Linked DNA regions of Homo sapiens: region 2 is linked to region 1. A link is a loop called in an ENCODE intact Hi-C map of the cell type or tissue named here. Cell type or tissue: K562. All regions are shown on one strand. Each heading gives the region's core, and the rest is flanking DNA. Links, peaks and the distances in the headings are about the cores only.

Region 1 (2,918 bases), core at 230-2,729:
CACTTAATTTTAAGAAATGTTCCATACTTTAAAACAACATATATATTTTGCAATTTTTGGTTGCAGTATTCTATAAAGATCCATCAGGCCAACTTTGTTTTATATTCTTCAAATCTCTTATACCTCGACTAATATTTGTCTGTTTGTTCTATCGTTATTTTAACCTCTCCTATTGCTTCTGGATGTGTCCGTGTTTCCTTGTTTGCTTGGTAAACTTGGAGGCCATGTTTTCGAGTCTGCAGAGGGCCTAATGAGTTGGAGCTGGCATGACTGAAATGTCAGTGGATGGGTAGGCTTCATGCCACTGTCTGTGGTCCTGAAATGTCGTGCTCAAGATCCATTTTTAATTTTTTCTCCTAACCTGGGACAGCAGTGGTTCCTATGGATTCTTGCAGGGATTCTGAGACTGGGTAGGGGAAAGGTAACAAGTTGGGGAGAAAGGAGAGAGGAGAGAAACAGACAAGGGATCAGGAAAGCAGAGTTGCCAAAGGATTACCAGGGAGAAAAAAGAGAGGTTGTTATTTTGAAATGTTTTCAAATATTCCTGGTTGACAAAAAGGAAATTATTACTTTTGCAGAGAAAGTTTTGAGGGCTTTCCCCTATTGCTTCCCACAATACCCTCAAATGCTACCCTTGTGAAGATGGGTATTTTGTATCCCTCAAACACAACAGAAAGCTCAGCTTCTTGCTCTGTGAAGTCCAGAGGTGACCCTGCTCAGACTCCATGCACAGCATCCTGTTCTCTTTGGCTAGAATTCCTCTCCCCAACCCCCCATTTATAGTCCATCTGGAGAACTACTCATCCTAAACACTCTTTTGGCTCAGAAGCCCTGGAGGCCTTAGCTCATCAACTCAGGCAAGTTGAATTCCTCTTTCTCCTCCAGGTATCAAGAGAAGCCTGCTAACTCCTTTCTCATAGCTCTGGTTATATTATTCATGTTCATGACTGTCTGTTGCCCACCTAGAGATACTTGCGGGCAGAGGACTGGTGTTCTAGTCATCTTTGTCACCCTAGCCCCATACACAATTATTGGCACATAGGAGGTACTTAATATGTATTGAATCGAGTGAGTGAAATGATTTCTGAAGTCAGTGGATATATCATATATTGGACAGTTGAATCACTTTTATATTAGTTTGCTCAAAAACATTTATTAAGCTCATTCTCCATGCCAAGCATCATGTTTGGTGCTAAGATTACATCTTTGAACAAACTGTCCTCATATTGTTCAGGAAAACCCCTAAGTAGATAGGCAGCCATATATGGTAGAAGACAGGAACTGTGACAAGAAATATATTTTTATAAATCCCACATTGAGAGTTCAGCTGGCAGTAAATAGGAGTAGGGTGGGGTTTGTGCAGGTTAAAGTCTATAAAATGCCATGGCAAGAGGTTGAATTAGAGCCTGATTATGAAGTTAGGAGGCCCAAAACACAGTGGGCACATATTCACAGATCTTGTTGAGGAACAGATGGAGGGATCAACTGTGTTCACTGCCCTTTATTTATCTTATTTCTCTCTCCACCCCTGTGAAGCCAAGACATTATACAGTAGCTAGGAAAGACTCACGGCTGAATCTGGGCATGGAACAACTTCCATATGGAATGTTGGCCACTTGGTGGTGCTATTTGCTTCTTCAAATTCTCGTTATTTAAAATATTTCTTTCTTGTACCGTTGATTCTGGGATCAGCCTGGATGTGTCAAACACTGCCTGCCAGGCTTAGAGCTCAGTGCATTTCTTCCCTTTTATTCCTGCTGATGGGATTGCTGGCCATGACCGGTGAGAGGAATCAAGGAACCCATTACTATGAGTTCTCAGGATTCATCTTCAAATCTCAAATGATGTGGTCAATTAAACCAAATTAAAAACAAGCTCTTGTTAAAAGCAAGTTAAAAACAAGCTCTTGACCTTGAGAAGAAATGATTGGTATTAGGAAGACTGTTGAGCTGATACTGCCCTTCATTCATTCTCTACCCTGGTGCTTGGATACAGGAGCAAAGTAAGAAAATAATCACAGCTTTATTGAGGGCTCTATGAGCAAGGCTTGGTGAGGATGGAAGAGAATGGAGCTATCAGTTGATGAGAACCTACTAGGTGTTGAGCTCCTTACATTCATTGCCTATTTAAAACTTTCTAACAACTTCATGTGTAAGCGTTGTCCCGATTTAAAAAAAAAAATAGATGTGGAAACTGAACCTGGAGAAGGTGTGTAATTTGTCCAAGGTTGCACAGGCAAAGGGGCAAAATTCAGCTTTAAACCCAGGACTGTTTCCACAGCTCCAAGTTCCCTTTATTCATGGGATTTGTAAGATGGAGCCCCTGCCACTGTAGCATTTATAACTTACTTTGGAGAATAAGATTCCTGAAAGTACGTTTAATAAAAAAAAAAGATGTCCAGCTATGTACGGCAGCTCACGCCTGTAATCCCAGCACTTTGAGAGGCAAAGGGGGGAGGATAGCTTGAGGCTAAGAGTTTAAGACTAACCTGGGCAACATGGCAAGACCCTGTCTCTAAAAAACAAAATTAGCCAGTTGTGGTGGCATGCACCTGTAGTCCAAGCTACTCAGGAGGCTAAGGTGAGAGGGTCGCTTGAGCCCAGGAGTTTGAGGCTGCAGTGAGCCATGATGGCGCCACTGCACTCCAGTGCAGAGTGCAGGCTACAGAATGAGACCCCATCACAAAAAAAGAAAAGAAAAAAGACGCCAACAACTTAATATTAATGAAAGATATCTTTGCTGACATGTAAATGGTCACAATATATTGTTAAGTGAGAAAAAGCAAGCTTGAGACTAGCAAGGTAGTCTTTAGCAGAGGCAAATATTGAGATTTATTGTACCCTCCACCCAGATCAAGGTAGCATAGAAGGCTTCCTCAAGTTTTCTTACAGTCAGTCTCCTCCCAAGGGTTAGATATC
Region 2 (2,918 bases), core at 236-2,735, 420 kb after region 1:
TCTGGAATGACCATCAACTATGTGTGTTATGGCAACATAGGTAAGAGGGCAACAAAGTGAGGAAGACATGGGAATGATGTTCCCAGATGGGAGGACCAAAAAGACAATGAAGGTGACACCAATTCTGAGAAAGGGGGAAATTTTCATATTTTTGCAAATAATAATGTAAAAATAACATGTAATCAGTTTGCCTCCAAATCACAGGGCAAAGAATGAAGTTTCTTTTTAAAATGACTTTGGCATGGCTCCTTTCTAGTTTCACTGTAACTAGATCTACAGGTGTGATGTTATTTTGCAAACAGAAATGCGAAGAGGAGATCTTCCACCCAGGTTCTGCTGTAATATGGCAGTGAGCTGTTTCAGATGCCAGCGAGGTCTACAATCTTCTTGTGTATTATCCTCAGCCCCATGATACTGACACATTCAGTGATGTTACTAGGACATTGTCCCAATTGTTCAGGTCATCTAGATGACCAAGAGCATCTGGTCTGGAGGAGACATTTCCTGGACAAGACTTACATAGCATGACTTCTTTTTTAAAACAATATTTAAATTACTTTTTTTTTGAGACAGGGTTTCACTCTGTCACCTAGGCTGGAGTGGAGTGCAGTGGCACAATCACAGCTCACTGCAGCCTGGACCTTCCGGGATCAGGTGATCCTCCCACCTCAGCCTTCTGAGTAGCTGGGAGGCTGGAGTGTGCCACTACACCCAGCTAATTTTTTGCATATTTTGTAGAGATGGGGTTTCACCATGTTGCCCAGGCTTGTCTTGAACTCCTGGTTCAAGTGATCTGCCTGCCTCGGCCTTCCAAAGCACTGGGATTACAGGTGTGAGCCCCCGCACAGGGCCCACAGCATCACTTCTTCAGGAAGGCTCTCCCTCCTCCTTGCCTGGGAGGAAGGGTGCCAAGTCCTTCAGGAATAACTACTTTCTGGTCTGGAAGCCCTTGGAGCCAAGGAGGGCGGCAGCATTGTTCTTTCACAAGCCAGAGAACCCCCTATGTTGTCATACAGGTCACCTGGGGCCCTTGGGAGATAAGACCCAGAGAGGTCTGTGACCATCCAAGGCCAAGATGACCATCTAGCCAGCCCTCATCTTTGATCTGAGGTTCCATGTTGATAGCTAGAGAGCCAGGGCTCAGGTTCAGGCCAGAAGAGGAGGCGTGGCCAGGCCAGTGGACACCAAGCACAAGTGGCTGTTCCAAAGAAACCCCCGCAGGCTCCTTCAGTGAAAGCCATGGCTAGGTGACATTTACAGATCCAGGAATTGAAGCCTTGACAGTTTGGTTAGATCAAGGAATGACACAAAAGTTTAAAAGCCCAAAGAATAGGAATAAACACTCTAGAAATCAAAGAGTCTCTAAAAGGACCCTGAACTGGGGTGGCACAGTGGTGGCCATCTGAGAAAAGATGCCTTGGTGATCAGAGGTAATCCAGTGTCCAGCCTCCCACTGCAGTCCCGACTCATGGAGTATGAGGGGACACAATTTCACTGTCGCATGAGAAAGAAACTCAGTTTAGAAAGTTAAAGGATGAAGTAAGAGCCTACTAAATGAAATGCAGGAGACAGTCCACTGCCCACATCAGTTTCAACACAACTTAGTAAATATTACTCTTAACTATAAAGGGAGAACAACCTTTAATCTAAGAAAACACTGCCAGTGGCCACAAGGAAAGTGAAAGTGGGATGAGTAGGAGCAGCTGCCAAAGGGTGAGCTCCTTCTCTGCCCAGAAAAGCTCTGCACCCACTTTCTGCACACCTAGGAAGGTAAAGGAGGCACCCAGGCATCAAAGGACCCCTGGTGGTGGCAGAGGGGATTGGTTCCATTCTTAAGAAACACTAAGGCCATCACCAAGGTGAAAACAGATCCTTATGAAATGCAGCCACAACTGCAGACCGCAGAGAAAGTATAAATGTTTCCCATCACCTTTACAATCTTTCCCAGGGCAGTTTTCCCCACATCTGAACACTGTATGGCCCTTTGATAAATGCAAATATCTATATCTTCTATAATGTCATTTAAAATTTCAATATTACTATTATGAGTAAAACAAAATTGATAATTACAACATTATGATTTTTAAAACTCTATATCCCCTCACTGTACAAGAGATTACCATGTACCCTTCCCCCCAGAGCAGGGCCCTGTTCCTGGCCAGTTGAGAAGGGCTACCCCTGGGTGATGACGGCTGTGAGTCATCAGAATTGCAGGCACTAGGCACCCCTTCTATAGAGCCTGGGTAAAGCTGGAGCCAGGGATGGTTGACTTGACTATGCTTGATTTTTGTGTAGGAACAACACAGTAAGTGTTAGGCAGGGATTCTAGCCTTTATTCACTTGACATCATTTTCCCTCAGAAAAGTTAATTTTTACTCATTCCCACCTAGAAACCTCAACAAGCAGGATTAATTACTGCTTCTTCCCAACACCTTTCATTTCACTTTAATTTTCCATTACCTATATCCCTTCCTGAGTGGCAGTCCCTGTAACCAATACTGATCACTAAATACAGGTTGATGAAAACATCATTGAACATTCCTCACTGCTATGCTACAGGATCCTGAGCACACACGGCAGCCAGTCAATATTTTCGCAAATCTAGAACTCAAGTGACACAATGCTGTCCCAGTTGGTGACAAAAGGCCATCAAAACACATCTTGGGATACATACAGCACTGAACTACCAACAGACTGTCTTTCTTTTTCCTCCAGGTTACATATTTTAGTCGGGTACTGTTAGTAATTAATTGGATAATATTTAAAGCATATGTTTTTTATTAAAAATATTGAATGTGCTTTTGCAATTGGAGAACTTAGAAGAAGTGAGGAGTGAGCCCTGAACCTGAAAATGGCAAATAGAAGGAAGGACTAACTTGCAGCTTCCACTCAGGCAAACAGAGCAGTGTGTGGAGGCC

Evidence for each region. Hi-C counts contacts between places; a loop is a spot of excess contacts. Peaks named below come from ENCODE experiments on the same cell type or tissue, not always from the same donor. Only the 100,000 strongest peaks of a DNase experiment are listed, where the experiment ranks them.
Region 2: a loop joins it to region 1, with 13 times the contacts of the local background. A loop is called at or near these places in 14 of 110 quality-filtered maps.

What each region holds. Positions count from the first base shown.
Region 1 is chr3:42,960,188-42,963,105 of GRCh38, forward strand. No RefSeq gene overlaps it. Among named protein-coding and RNA genes, the nearest start is that of GASK1A, 18 kb to the right of the region's middle. In K562, for the core only: a CTCF peak has its summit at 1,618 (motif pointing right); a DNase peak (open chromatin) is centred at 1,594.
Region 2 is chr3:43,376,534-43,379,451 of GRCh38, forward strand. The region is part of intron 12 of ANO10 (anoctamin 10); the gene reads right to left. Among named protein-coding and RNA genes, the nearest start is that of SNRK-AS1, 26 kb to the left of the region's middle. RefSeq lists a silencer at 1,644-1,938. In K562, for the core only: a CTCF peak has its summit at 1,795; a DNase peak (open chromatin) is centred at 1,808.